Regions from separate parts of the Homo sapiens genome. Here regions 2 and 3 are each linked to region 1. A link is a contact called in ENCODE Hi-C data. All regions are on one chromosome and are shown on one strand. The core of a region is the stretch at or near the end of the contact, and the rest is flanking DNA. Distances in the headings are between cores, read along the strand shown.

The links. A loop is a pair of places that touch in the nucleus more often than their neighbours do. Pooled maps may share reads with other maps.
Region 2: a pooled map shows a loop between it and region 1 (4-fold over the local background). The contact joins the promoter of RBM11 here to the enhancer-like site in region 1. A Hi-C loop is called at or near these places in 2 of 50 pooled maps.
Region 3: a loop to region 1 is called in a map with no recorded cell type, with 19 times the contacts of the local background. The contact joins two enhancer-like sites. A Hi-C loop is called at or near these places in 3 of 37 single-sample maps with no recorded cell type and 4 of 50 pooled maps.

What each region holds. Positions count from the first base shown.
Region 1 is chr21:17,782,246-17,787,116 of GRCh38, reverse strand. It overlaps C21orf91-OT1 (C21orf91 overlapping transcript 1), which reads left to right. Exons shown (of 4, transcript NR_038871.1): 2 at 1-89; 3 at 1,505-1,569. The region is part of intron 2 of LOC124900465 (a long non-coding RNA gene); the gene reads right to left. Among named protein-coding and RNA genes, the nearest start is that of C21orf91-OT1, 7.8 kb to the left of the region's middle. RefSeq lists enhancers at 1,899-1,958, 2,369-2,458, 2,489-2,558, 4,527-4,576. Within about 2 kb of position 2,881, at least 7 of the 41 ENCODE cell types and tissues checked have a DNase peak (open chromatin) inside an H3K27ac peak, as active enhancers do.
Region 2 is chr21:14,214,293-14,219,163 of GRCh38, reverse strand. RBM11 (RNA binding motif protein 11) reads right to left here and starts at 3,007. Exons shown (of 5, transcript NM_144770.5): 1 at 2,882-3,007. The coding sequence starts at 2,977. RefSeq lists a silencer at 2,961-3,190.
Region 3 is chr21:14,760,547-14,765,417 of GRCh38, reverse strand. No RefSeq gene overlaps it. Among named protein-coding and RNA genes, the nearest start is that of ASMER1, 160 kb to the left of the region's middle. RefSeq lists enhancers at 1,629-1,688, 1,819-1,878, 1,929-2,058, 2,219-2,338. Within about 2 kb of position 2,122, at least 7 of the 41 ENCODE cell types and tissues checked have a DNase peak (open chromatin) inside an H3K27ac peak, as active enhancers do.

The DNA of each region.
Region 1 (4,871 bases), core at 1,632-4,131:
TGGATAGGAGAAGGCCTGTGTTGAGGGCATCAATGGCTAACTGTCAGCAGGGACAACAGCCATTATCCCATATCCAGTGAGTACAACAGGTAAGTTCCTGACATTGGTGTTTGAATAGCCATTGCCTTGTGTACATTAGACTGTGATCCTAGTAGTTGATTACATCACCTTTGTTCCTGCGTGGTTTCCCAGCCTTCTGGGTGATCTCTCCCCATTGAATAAATTCCTTTATAGCCTAAGTCAACTAGTTGCTTTCTCTAGCTTGCAACTCAGAACTCTTGTTAAACCTAACCTCTTCCACTGGGTCTATGTCCTGTGTTCTACTCTGAGATCTTATGAAATTCATTTCCAGAGGTGAACTGCTAAGAGCCAATGCATATCTAAACTAACCCTCAGCCACATGGGCTGCCTTTTGAGTCAACTGAATCTGCTGGGAAGATTCTGAAGAGAAATTAAACCTCTTGGTAATGCAGATGTCAGTTTTCCTGTTAAGAATGTGCTTTAGGATGGGCACGTTGGCGCATGCCTATAATCCCAGCACTTTGGGAGGCCAAGGCCGGTAGATTGCTTAAGTCCAGGAGTTCAAGACCAGCCTGAGCGATGTAGCAAGACTCTGTATGTACAAAAAATATAAAAATTAGCCTGGCATGATGGCATAGGCCTGTAGTCCTGGCTACTTGGTGGGGCAGAGACTGAGGTGGGAGGATTGCTTGAGCCCAGGAGGTCAACGCTGCAGTGAGCCGTGATTGTGCCACTGCAGTCTAGCCTGAGTGACAGAGCAAGACTTTGTCTCAAAAAAAAAAAAAAAAAAAAAAAGAGAAAAAGGAAACCACTGCTCCAAACCATAAACTGCCCCAGAATTTACTTCCCAAAAGATGTGGTAATGCTACTTTCCTGCTAAGAGACCTTTCTAGATTATCACTGCCTACAAAACAAAAGCCAGTCCCCACAGTTTAGCATTTAAAGCCTTCACCATTTGGCATCCACTTATTTTCCATTCTAAATCTTTCGTCAATTTTCAGATTTCGTTATGTTGCCAGAAACTCTGCCAAGCCCTGTAAGTCTTTGGGTCTAAGGGATATAAAAGCCAACAAGACTCTGTTGGTCAACTGGAAAGTATTCTGCCAAGAGATTGAAAGAATAAGGATTGAATAATGTTCATTGTATTTAGCAACCAGAAATTCATGGAGTACAGTTTTAATGGACCTGTGGGAGCAAAAGTAGATCACAACAGATTGTAATATGGATGCAACGTAGTACCATGATTTGAATGTGTTCCCTGAAGTTCATGTGTTGGAAACTTAATCCCAAAAGCAACAGCATCGAGAGGTGGAGTCTACTAAGAGGTGATTAAGTCATGAAGACTCTACCCTCACGGATGAATTAATGTTATGGACGGAGTGGGTTAGTTATCATGAGAGTGCCTTTGTTATAAAAGCAAGTTCAGCCCCCTCTTGTTTGCTTGCTCACATCCTCTTGCTCTTTCCACCATGTTATCACACAGCATGAAGTCTTGCTACCTTGCCAGATGCTATCACCATGCCCTTGGACTTCCCAACCTCCAGGATTGTAAGCCAAATCAATAACTGTTTGTTATTAATTATCCATTCTGTAGTACTCTGTGATAGCAACATAAAATAGACTAAGACAGGTAGGATAGTGGATTTGAGGTATGATGTCTTTAAAATTTTATGAAGTGAAGTTGAGGTAAAGAGGATGTTGGGTCAAGGTTATTTTTTTAAGGTTGGGAAGTACTTGAACATGAATAAATACTAAGAGGACAGAGCCAGTAGAAAGGCTAACGATAGAGAGGTAGCAATAATCAAAGGAGCCCAGTTTGAAGACACAGAACAGAGTAGCACACCGAGAATGACTTGTCTTTGAAGAGGTTTAGGATTACCTCAGGTTTTGACACTAGAGAGAAGGTAAAACTACAGATGAAAGTATTTGAATCAGATTTGTTGGAGAGTAAGTTGAGAAAGTACTTAAATGGCTGCCTCTATTTTCTGTGAGAAAGACGAAAAAGATAATGGGTCAGAGATTCAAGGGAAGTGGTAAAGTGCTGAATAGTTACTACTTGAGGAATGAGAAGGGTCCTGACCATCAGAGGAGGGGTTTAGAAGAGGTGGAAATGAGGAACCATGACTCACCATTGGTTAAGGTTGCCTGAATTTGCTTTCTGATTTTGTTGCTGTAAAGAAGAGGTGCTTAGAAGAGTGAAAATGAGCAACCATGACCGTTTAGAAGAGGTGGAAATGAGGGACCATGACTCACCATTGGCTGAGGTTGTCGGAATTTGCATTTGGATTTTATTGCTGTAAAGAACAAGACGGAGTATTTTTGAAATGGGAGTAAACTAAACTGAAAGCACTACTGAAAATAGATTAGAATCTGAAACTGAGATAAATTTGTGGCTCAAAAAGAAAATTTACAAAAGCCAATAGATGAAATTTCTAGTGTGGGATAGATGAGAAATATGAAAAGCTACTGCAAATGGCATGTGGGAAAAATATGAATACTATAGTCTTTACTTCGTTTCTTCAAGCAATAATTTTATTTGTTCTCTCAGTATTTGGTGCGATGGCGAGGGTGGACTAAGACTCTGTTGTGAAAACCAAGCCCTTATAGGTCAGTTGGTATCAAGCTTCACCAGAGGGAAGTCAAGAAATCTTTAACCTAGAAGAGAAGAGGTTTATAAGAGGATGGTCAGTACAGTGTACAGAATGTGGAAGAAAACCATAGCATAGCTAACGCAAGAGTTTCAGATCTGTAACTTCAAAGCAAAGAAAAGGCAGTGTGAATACAGAAGGGCTATTCTAGAGGAAAGAGGCTACTGAACTGAAAAGTGATTAAGGCAGAAGAGGAAGTTGTAATGAGCAAGATGATTGCTAAACCGACATGCAGGAACTTCTCTTCTAATCTTCTGCCACAACTAAGCACCTCTTTACCTCTCTTAGCCTCTGTTTTCTCATCTGTAAAAAATGAAATTGAACTTTATGATCTTTAGGGGACCTTCTAGCTCTAACATTCTACAAGTATAATGAATTTTAAGAAACCTACAGTGGAAAATCTCCCAAGCCCCTCTATGAACAGCAGAACTGAGCTGAAAGGGCACAAAGAAAATGTGGTTTCATTTTAAGAGGAAACTGTGAGGTGCTGTTACAGCAAGCTATTTCTGTGATCACCTGTGACAAAAGAGAAAAGAGAGCTGTGTCAGCCTGGCTCCTATTATAAGCAGCTACACAATCCTCTGCATACTGTTTAAGAGCACCTATGTTGTAGAAAGAAAAAGAGGTCTATATATTTTGGCATCTTGTTACTCTGTCACATTCCATATCGGGGGAGCTATTGGGAGAGAATGTTCTCTTAGGAGTAACAGTGGGATAGTTCTCCCACACAATCAGAAGTTGGGTCACCTCCAGCACAGTTCCTAAAGGCTGGCTCCTGTGTGTGGAAAATGAGACACGTAAAGGCAATGTGGTAAGCTAGTTAATAGGATAGAATTTATTCATCAATAAAATTGTTCTTTGTTCTGAGAGTATGTCTTTCCTATGGGAATAGTAAATTTTTCTTTCTTTCATGAAGTGATGACAATAGATGGTAGATTTTCATTTTTGTTTATTTGTTTAGTTTTCAGTCCTTACTTGGTGGAATTAAAACCACAATCTTGTATTGGTCTATTAGTCAGGGTTCTCCAGAGAAACAAAACAAAGTATGTATATATGTGGAGAGAGAAAGATTGGTTTAATTCCCTAAACCAGCTCTGGGGGCTGGCAAGTCTGAAACCTGCAGGGCAGCCTGGATGGGTGGAAACTCCGAGAGTTGATGCTGCAGTCTTGAGTCTGAAGGCAGGTCAGAGGCAGAATTCCTTCCTCTTCAGGGGACCTCACTCTTTTCAGACCTTCGACTGATAGGACAAGGCCCACCCACATTACAGAGAGTAATCTGCTTTACTCAAAGCCTACTGATTTAAATGTTAATCATATCTAAAAACTACTTTCAAAGCAACACCTAGACTGGTTTTGACAAAACAACTGGGCATCATATTTTCCATTTTATTTCAATTTTATTTTAATACTCCATGAATTTAACAAGTCTGGAAACGATGAATCTGGCATTATTTTATCCAAACAGTTGTCTCTGAGCAGCACAATCCTAAATCCTCTACTTGGGTTATCACAATCTCCAAAGAAAGAAGTGCATGTAAGACGCCCTCACACTATTCTGAAGTTTTCCATGTGTTCTAAAAGGGCTTAGAGGAACAGCTTATTATTTTTTAGAATAATCCTTTGCGTAACAAAAATACAAGTTATTTCATTTGTGGTATTTTTTCCTCTTAATCTAGTGTTCAATCAGAAATTATTTGAAGACTGAGTGAGTGTCATACAAAAAGTAAAAGATTCAATGCCTCTAATAATTCAATATCCAATAATTTTAGATAAATTATTAAAGAGTGTTAGAATGTTGAACATTTGGTTTGTTCCTCTCTTATTCTCCTTGCTCCCTCCCTCTGTACCCCACAAACACCTATCCAGAAAGTCATCTTGTATAAGAGAAGGATCCTCCTGAATCCCATCTACCACCAACCCACAGCATATGTTTCCTTGAAAAAATTTAAATAGTCCCAGCTATTGGAAGAGCTCTAGTGTTCCCCAAGACTAACTGGGTAAATAACCAAGTTGCTGGCCATCTTGCTGTGGACAAGCTTGTTCCTTTTTGTCCTGATCAGATAGCTCTGAAACTAGAAAAGACAGCACCTGGGCCTCCTGCTAAGTTTCTCTTCACTGTTCCTGCCTACTGCTTCTCACAAAAGCCCCAGAAAAATGTGGGGACCCAGTGAACTGCTGTTGCCCTATAGAGACAATGGAGCA
Region 2 (4,871 bases), core at 1,758-4,257, 3.6 Mb after region 1:
CAAAAAAGCTGGCGATGTTATATCATAGTTTAAATTTTCTGTCATGAAGATTAAATATCTTTTCAAGAATAAATAAATTTATCATGCATTTTGATTTGGAAACTCCATCTGGTAAATTTCCAAAGGAAAAATGTTTAAATATGTTCAAGACTTTTAAGTATATTGCATTGTTTATAAGTGTGAGAAATTAGAGAGGCTCTAAATCTAACAACTGGAGATATTATTCCATGGTGTGTTACTAAAACGGAATAAAATATAAATTATAAATATTCAGATTATATTGATAGAAAAACCTATAATATGCAATGAAGATTTAAAAACACAGAGCCAAATATCATAGAAGATTGTTAATTACAACTAACGAAAAATTACATCACAGCCATGATAATGATTGGAGGAGGCACTTACAAACACAAACAACTGATTTAATGCTGAATGGTTCAGACTTTAATAACTGATTATTTTTCCCTGTAGAGTTGCATAAATAAAAAAATTGCTTTTACTCTAAAGAAAAATATTAATGATCATCTTTAAAATAATTCTGTGTGTTAAGATTTAGTCTTTTCCTTTCATTCTCTGTGCTCTCCCAGGGACTAGCTTCCCTTCCCTTCTGGCTTCAAGGACCACCTCATCAACAAATTTACTTTTCCCACCATGTCTCTTTCATGGAGACACCTCCTGGAGATGTCTATGTTTTTGTACTTCAATCTCAACATATTTGAAACTGAATTCACCATATTTTCTCTAAATCTCAACTCTAGTATTAAAAGTGTAATGATAATAAATCTGATTTTCTCATTTCCAAGTATAATCAGAAATTTGAAAGAAAATAGTAAAAGGATAAATATACTGTAATATAAAAACCAATAAAATTGGTGATTTTTATACAGATATTAAATAGATGTAATCACTATGGGACAGAACATGCTTACGTGATTTGAATTTTGACATAAATTTAGATATTCAAAGCATTTGTAAAGATAAAAGTCAACATGAAGACTTACTTTTAGCAACAATCACACTATCTTACAGTATTTTTTAAATCACAATGAAATACATAGTGTGATAGTTGTCAAGTTTTGCTGGGTGTTGAAGTCTAAAGTGGAAGAGAAACTCCACTTTGGCAATTCCTTTCAATACCTAGACAAAAATAAGAACTTATGCTTCTTACCTGATCTATTAAATAAAATTTATATTTTGCTTAGGTGGAAGAAGGAACTGATAAAGAATGAGAAGATAATATATAGTCTTGTGGATCCACACAACTGATATTGATCGAGTCCTGATTGACTAAAAATAATGGTTATTGGATAATGCAATCCCACCCCAGTCTTCCACTCTCCTTTTTTTGGAGGCTCAAAGTGAAAGAAGTCTTCTGGAGAAAAATAACTCTAAGTTTACTTTATATTTCTTTCGGTTTTTGTTGTTGTTTTTTTTAACTTAATATAGTAAGTTTTAAATGATACTGAATGAAAAAACAGATATGGATTAGAGTTCATAAAAAAGGAGGCAAGTTTAAAAAGATGAATTAAAAGGATGAACCTAAAAGTCTTAAAATCAATAATATTTTTCAAATAATAAAAAAGTTTTACGTCCAGGAAAGGAAACTGTATTCCTGGAAAGAACCCTCTCTACCAAATTGTATCTACAATTAAAAGAGGGTTGCTTTAGTTAAGTTTCGAGACAAAAGTAAGTCCTTTCACAACCAAATAAAGGACCCCTTTGACCCATTCAATCCTGAAAATTTAGTTCTGTAATTGCCTCCCTCGGAACTTTCCCTTATTCTGATAGGAGAAAGTAACTATTGATTTCTCTTGATGTTAGTATTATTACTAATAATAACAGCAGTACCATTAGCAGTAGTAGCGGTAGCAAACAGCGAGTGCTAGACTCAGCTGTAGCCATTTTACCATTAGGCCACATATTCCGATAGCCACATTATACTGCAGATACTACTACTCTCTTTTGACATATAAGGAAACTGAAGCACTGAGGAATTCATTGACAGGCTCAGAGTCACACTGCTGACCTCAGAGTTCGCACGCGGAACCACTTTTCTATCTATGTCCCTTCTCTTTTTATAGATTATCGTAAACATTGTAATTTTAAGTTCTCCCTGTTAGGAAGATAAAAGGATGTCTCGTCAATTTGTTTTCCCAGCACCCTCAGTATTTGCCCCGTAATTCCGGATCATTACACGGTTAGGGGAATGGCTGAATGAGTGTATCTTTTTGGCAAGTGATACCTAGCTGTATAGGACAATACGATAAGTGAGCGTGTATACAGGACACAGCAGGCTTAATCCTAGAGGTACCAGATCTCAAAGTTTCCGAAGGTCCTCTTGGTATGAATTAAAGGGCCTTGTCCAGGGAATCACCTGGTCACAGTCACGGTAAGTTGGCTGCCAAATCATCTCAAATCTCACTTTTCATGCTGGAATAAAAATACTGTCCGCATAAAAGGGCTTGAAGGAAGGAGCAAGGTGTAAAAGGAAACATTATAAAAGCGACCCCTCTCCTTTTGGGGGATGTCAGGCGTGCTTACTACTTGACGGAGAACAGTGACCAGGCTGTTTTCGGTTCTGCCCGCGCACACCCGAGGCCCAGGCAGCCTCTGGGAAGCCCTTAATCAGAAACGGGGGTTGAAGGAACCACGTCCCTGCCCAACCCCAGGACTCTGCAGCGCGGATGGGGATGGGGAACGCGCCCTCATTTCACTCCCCAGCCGCTCACCTGGAGACAGGTGCGCCAAGAGGAAACGAAATTAAAACCCCTGCTCAGGATGGGACGGAAGGGGGCCGGGCTCCGGGTGGTCCAGGTGCGCGCTATGTTTCCGGCCCGACGTGCTCCGCCCCTCCGCCGCCCCTTCCCAGAGACGGTACCTGAAGGAACAGCTCGTACAGAATCTCTTCCCGAACTCGGGCCTCTAAATTCCCAACAAACACGGTCCTGTCGGCCTCCTCCTGAGCAGGGAACATCCTCCGGTCTCGGCCGTAGAATGAAGTAGGAGCTGAGACCCCGCCCCTTCTCCGGCTTTACGGCGCCGCCTGGGTGAGGGGGCGGGGCCGGCGCCGGGAGCGCGCGCTGGGGGCGAGGCATGGCTCCAGGGCCACGCCCCCAGCGGACTTGGGGTACCGCCCACCGCACTGCTCCCTCGCCTGGCGTAGGGCTGGGCGGTGGGAGAGTGGGTGAGAGTAAGAAAGATGAATGCAGAAAGGGCTTTACTCTTTAGCTAGTGGGGTGGCTTCCTTTTTTTCTGGCACATTAATTGATTTTGGATTTATTCAATCAACATTTTAAATAAAGTCACTGTAGAGATGATTTAAATTGTGGTAACTTCATTGCAGAAGCTCCCAGGCAAATGCGGGGAGATACATTTCTTTGGGTCCAAAGAATAAATGAACAAATCATGAAGATATTAAACTATAAATAATTTTTGAAAGAATCGATGTTTGCATGGATGTGGATACAACAGAAAACTAGAATTAAAGTTTATTTTCCTAGAAAGTGCTCCCTAGATGAGTTTTTGAAACTGGTCGCAGAGGTTTTAAGTGGACTCCAAAAGGAACTTGAGAAAGCAAATACCAAGGGATATACTGGTGAGAGTGAGCCAGTTTTGTGTCTAAGCCAGAATTTTTGAGGATGGCAGCTAGGGTTTGTGTCAGGATCCAACGGCTGTACTTTGTTTCAGGGCTATACTTTGTATATGGTGTACCAGGCTAAAGGCTTAGTTCTTTCTTGGGGATAATTTTTGTTTTTAATAAAAGTCTTATGAACAATAAAATTACAAGAAAGGAGAAAGAAAACTTAGAATCTCAATACTTTGATAAATCAGCTGTCAACTGTTAACTTGGCTTCCTTTCTGAAGCTACCATACGTCTACATAGGACCTTGAGATCATCTCATGAATATCATATAGGTGATCAGAACATTATTTGACCTTTAGTTTGGCATCGTGATAAAATTTCATTTTGAATTGAGGAAGCATGCTTTTATCTGGTTGATGGACCAAAAAAAGTCATCTTTTCTAATGAAAAGGTACACATTTTAGGAAATCCTAATTTCTAATTGATCTCTGACATTACATAGTTTTATTACTTTGAACAAGTAATTTCTCTTTGGAATTCGGATTCTGTTTCTTAAGGAATGGATTGGACTAAATATAGTTACTTCATTTAATAGGTATTTTCTGAATGCTTAATTCTTGGAAAACAAAGGGAAATATAAAAGTCTGACCTCCTAAAGCTTATACTTTGGGAGAGACAGCCTTTCTACCCTCACAAATATAATATAAATGCTAGTAACTTCAGTAGTTACCTTCAACTGATATAAGTCCTGTCTCCATTTTTTTTTTTCCTTTTTCTTTCCTCTATCATCAGTAGAGTTGCGGTACAGTAAGAAGGAGTTAAGGAAACACTCATATTGTAGGCAAATAAATATATGTTGATCAAATGAATGGATACTTGCAAGTCTCTGTTATGTGTAGACCTCTTGATTTATTTGTATTCATTTACTTCATAAATCTCATCAAAGCAACATATTTCCTCCTTGAATTCCCCTCAGACACTTCTTATATGCAAGCTGTATCTTCAGGTTTCAGTTTAAACCATTGCATGTATATGAGTGCGTATGCTACAAACCTTTAACTACACTTGTAATTAATGTTCATATTATATTGTTCTATTGAAATTTGCATCCTTCTTTGTCTACAAATGTGCATAATTTTGGTGTTATAATATCCTCTTCTGGCCGTACATAAGTTTATAGTGCTTATAATTCTAGAATACTTAGTTAATATTATAAACTCTGAAAGTCAGCTTCTGTAGTTAGCAATTTTTTCAGAATATGATCTCAATATATCATTTTTCTAAT
Region 3 (4,871 bases), core at 873-3,372, 3.0 Mb after region 1:
TCAGTGCAGAATACTTATTGAGGTGATTTTCAAGTGTTCATTCAGAATGTGCTTCAAATCTCATGACCACCCATGTGTCTGCTCACAATATCTGGGGAATAATGCCCTCCCAATCTTTGGAATTTGGATTTGGAGGCATTTGCTTTCCATGTCTTGTGTGATGCTTCTCAATAGTGACTCTAAACAAAAACCACATGGGGAATAGTACTGCCAGCATTTTCTTTGTTGCCATCTGCTTTCTGGCAGTGGAAAATAGACCTTATGGGTGCTAAAGTGGTACAGAATGATAGCAGACAATAAAGCTCGGTGAAAGGCAGGTAAGGTTGGCTGGAGTGCCATTGTACCGCCTTTCATGACATCATATGTGTTCGCACTTCCTCTTGGAATCATTGGAGATATTATTGAATGTCTTAACTCAGGGAATGAAATAATTAATTGAGTTTCGGAAAGATTAATCTATACTTTTATTATTAGAAAAATAACTATATATTTAAAGAAAAAATAATAAGGAATGAAGGAGGGCAACGTGTTAGTGTTGTTTTTGTGTTCTTATAAAGATACCTGAGACTGGGTAATTTACTAAGAAAAGAGATTTAATTGACTCATGTTTCTATGGGCTGTACAAGAAGAATGGTGCCAGTCTCTACTTCTGCTGAGGGCTTCAGGGAGTTTACAGTCATGGTGGAAGGCAAAGAGGGAGTGGGCCTCTCACATGGTGTGAGTGGAGGGAGGTGCCACACTCTTTTAAACAACCAGCAGTTGCATGAACTACCAGAGCGAGAACTCACTTGTTACCATGGGGATGGCACCAAGCCATTCATGAGGCACCTGCCTCCATGACCCAAACACCTCCCATGAGGCCCCACCTCAAACAATGGGGATTACATTTTAACATGAGATTTGGAGGGGACGAACATCCAAACTATATCCAGCAACATATGACACTCTGACATTCAAATTATATGAAGTTTGGATTAAGGGAAATAAAAATGGAAGGTAGAGAAATCAGTTGCTTCCTGAGCTTTGTCGTTTCCCTAACAGCCAAATTTTGGTTCTAAGAACATTAAATGAGCACCTAAACACTAACATTGTGCTTCCAGAAAAGAATCACCCTGTTCGTCTCCACTTTCACTCTTCGCGATCCTTATTCAACTGATCAGAAACAAAATTCTGTCTAGAAAGGTCACCTATGGATTTCTGTAGCAAACACTTTTAACCAACTACTAAAGATTTGCTCCTCTTGCATAATATAGAGGATGCTATGAAGTGGCTGCCCAGACATGGACTATCATTTCCAACCCCTTTGGATCTAGGTGGGACCATGTCACTGAATTCTGTTCAATGGAATGTGAGTGAAAATATAACAATTCCAAAACTGTCACATAAAATCTTCCACCCCTTCCAAACTCTCTTCCCATCCACTGGCTGGATAAAACTTTCTTGAATGACCTGGCAAGCGACATAATAGAGGGGAGATTCTTCATGAACTTGGGTCTCAGAACCACCTTTACCCTCTACACCACACTGCCGCCACCACCACCTCCAACTGGACCTTACGTGAGCAAAAATGAAACCAACACCACCACCACCAACAACAAAACACTCATATTTTATTAAGCCACTGAGATTTTGGAGCTTTTCTATAATCACAGCTGGTAATATTTTCTCTGTGTTTCTCTGTGGCAATACGTACCACATCTTTAGCACATGATATGGCTATTTAAATGAGAATGCTTTTGGAGTACTTGAAAATATAGATAAGGAATTCAGAAGGCTCTGAAAACAGAATTTTGGAGTTGTTAGCACATAGGTAGTAGTTGAAACCATGGGTGTGGGTAGGATGATTCAAGAAGAATGGGCAGAATGAGAAAAGAAGGCCAAAGAAGAAATCTTGGGGAGTCAAACAGTAAGGTTGCAAGCAGAGAATGAAGCAGTAGCAAAAAGTGTAGCCAGAAGAATAAACTATATTCTGTCCTAGGATTCATGAGGACTCAAGGGAAGGAAGAGTGTGTCAAAGGCTGAGGATAAATGTTTCACTGGAGTACAGAGAACAAAAGAAAAATAGATAGCTGTGCACTGAGGAGTGAAAAAGGGAAGTGAAAGTAGAAACAGAAACTGCAGCTGATTCTAGAAGTACAGCAGTAAGGGAAGGAAATACATGCCTTCAAATTCAGCAAAATAAGCAGATTCATTTTAAGGATGAGGACAAGTTAGACAGGTTTGTAAGCTAAAAGAGAACAGCCACGACAGAGGATACAGTGAAGATTCAAAAAACGGTGGTGAATATTGAAAAGGCGTTGGAGGACACATAATAGAATGCAAAGTCCACAAGGAGAGGGGCTTTGTGTCTTGTTTCACACTGTGTCCCCAGGCTTAGAATATTCTGGCATCAGAAGGCACTCAGTAAACATAGAGAGGAAGAAAGGAAGAAGATGAAATCAGGAGTACAGATTAAAGTGTTATCTTTGGAAGACAGGCAAGACATCCTTTGGGACAGAAGGGAAGGAGAGAAAGCTGGGGAACATGCAGATAATACAAGAGGTGCGGTTTGTGACTGATGGCTGCTATTTTCTCTGTGAGGTAGGAGGCTTGGCCATCTGTTAAAATGAGTGGGTGAGTCCAGCTAAGTAATTTAAGAAGAATGGTAAAGGTTTGTACCAGCTACTAGCATGAATAATATGGTTATTTACTTGAAATAAAAATATTAGATGATACTAACAATGCATGCATTATGAAAATTGATGCATTCATTTGAGGTTACTTACTGATTTACAGAAAATAAGCCACTGGGTGCATTCAATCATTTATAAGGTTAGGGGTTAAGTTTAAGACATAAATGTAAATTTGTCTGCGTATTATCCAGAGTAAAGTCAATATCCTCTTTGGTACATTGCACAATCTCAGACACTGTGTTACTCTTTTGCTGTGAGCTTTTAAGGTCTACCTTAATATATTCATAACTGTAACATTGTGTAATTATGAACTTCATCATTTGGATAAAATTATGAACAAAAGCAATTGTCCAGAATTCTCTGATTTAGTTGCCATATCTTAAATAATGCCTTTTGTGAAGAAAATATGTGATTAAATTATATGTAAATACTTTAATTTTATAGACTAGAGGTGGCTCTGAATATGTAGATTTCATAATGTTAAATATCACAAAGACTTCTGTGACCATAAAAAAGCTGCTTAATTAAGCACTTTAATATACTGTCAAGGCATGTATATTAAGCAAAAGCAAAAGCTTAATTACTCTTTTACAGACTGAATCCAGACAACTTTGGACATTCCTTCATTTGAAGAATTTTTACTGAACAATTACAGACCATTGATTGATACAGTGAAGATCAGAATGGCATAGTTTTCCTGTCTTCATGGAGATGAATGAATGAACTGTATTTTTTATTAGCCTAAGCATGAATTCTTCCCAAATTTCCTCCATGAACCATAGGATCCTACCTCTTAACCATTTTATGAAAATTCTATGGTGAATTGAGGTCCTCAAGTTGTCTGACAATATCTGATTTTGCCACGGTCATGTGGGAAAAGTAGGCATGTGAGCAAGTCATAGTTTTACTTGTTTGGAAGATTCTTCTAATTATGTCAAGATGAAAGGTTTTATACTGTGTAGAAGGCAGTGTGAGAGAAGTGGACAGTAGAACTCCTATTTGGTGGGCCAGTGGCTATATTTTAAAATATGAAGGATACATATTTGACTGTTTAAGTACAATGATCTGCCATGGATCTATACTTTTGGGCTGCTGTCTTTTAGGCTAAAGCAATTAAAGGCAATGTAATGAACATGGTTATCTGTGGATGCCCCTTTGATTGCCATTGTATTATGCTTTACACTGTGATGGCTCTCTCTTTGAGGAGAGACGCTGTTCCTCCAGGGAGATAAAATATAAAATATGAATCTTACCCTTAAGCATACACTTCTCCCCACTCTCAATATACAGTGGCTCTGGAATTCATGCTTCACTTGGGAGTTGAAAGTTTGCGTTTATAATTTTATATTCTTATTACAGGCCAGGCTATTGAGATTAGAAAGTCTTTATTTTTCAGTTGGAGTGTGATGAGCCATATTCCCTATTGTAAACAGCCATATTAACCAAGATAATTTAATTTGGAATGATTGCTTTTTGCCTTTGAGCTGTAGATCAAAAGGTTCCATTATATGTACAAATAAAGTAAAAAAAAATTTTTTCTGTGAATGTTACAAAATTTTTTTATTGTGGTAAAAAACACGTAAGATCTTTCCTCTTAAATTTTGGGTGTATGGTACAGCATTGTTAACTATAAGCATAATGTTGTAGAGCAGATCTGTGAAAATTTTGTCTCTTGTATGATTAAAACTTTATGCTCACGGAACAGCAATTTTCCCATTTGTCCCTCTTCCTAGCATCTAGAAACCATAATTTTACTCTATATTTCCATGAGTTTGACTATTTTAGATACTTCACATAGTGGAATCAAGTACTATTTGTCTTTCTTGTACTGGCGTATTTCACTTGGCATAATGTCCTCAAGGTATATCTATGTAACAGAATTTTCTTCTTTTTATGGCTGAATAATATTCTATTGTATAAATATATAGTACATTTTCTTTATCCATACATATTGCTGATAAACTTTTAGGTTGTTTCTAATTCTTTTCTTTTTTTGAGACGGAATCTCGCTCTGTCACCCAGGCTGGAGTTCAGTGGCGTGATCTCGGCTCACTGCAAGCTCGCCGTCCTGGGTTCACGCCATTCTCCTGCCTCTGCCTCCGGAGTAGCTGGGATTACAGGCACCTGCCTGCCACCGCGCTCGGCTAATTTTTTTATTTATTTATTTTTAGTAGAGATGGTGTTTCACCATGTTAGCCA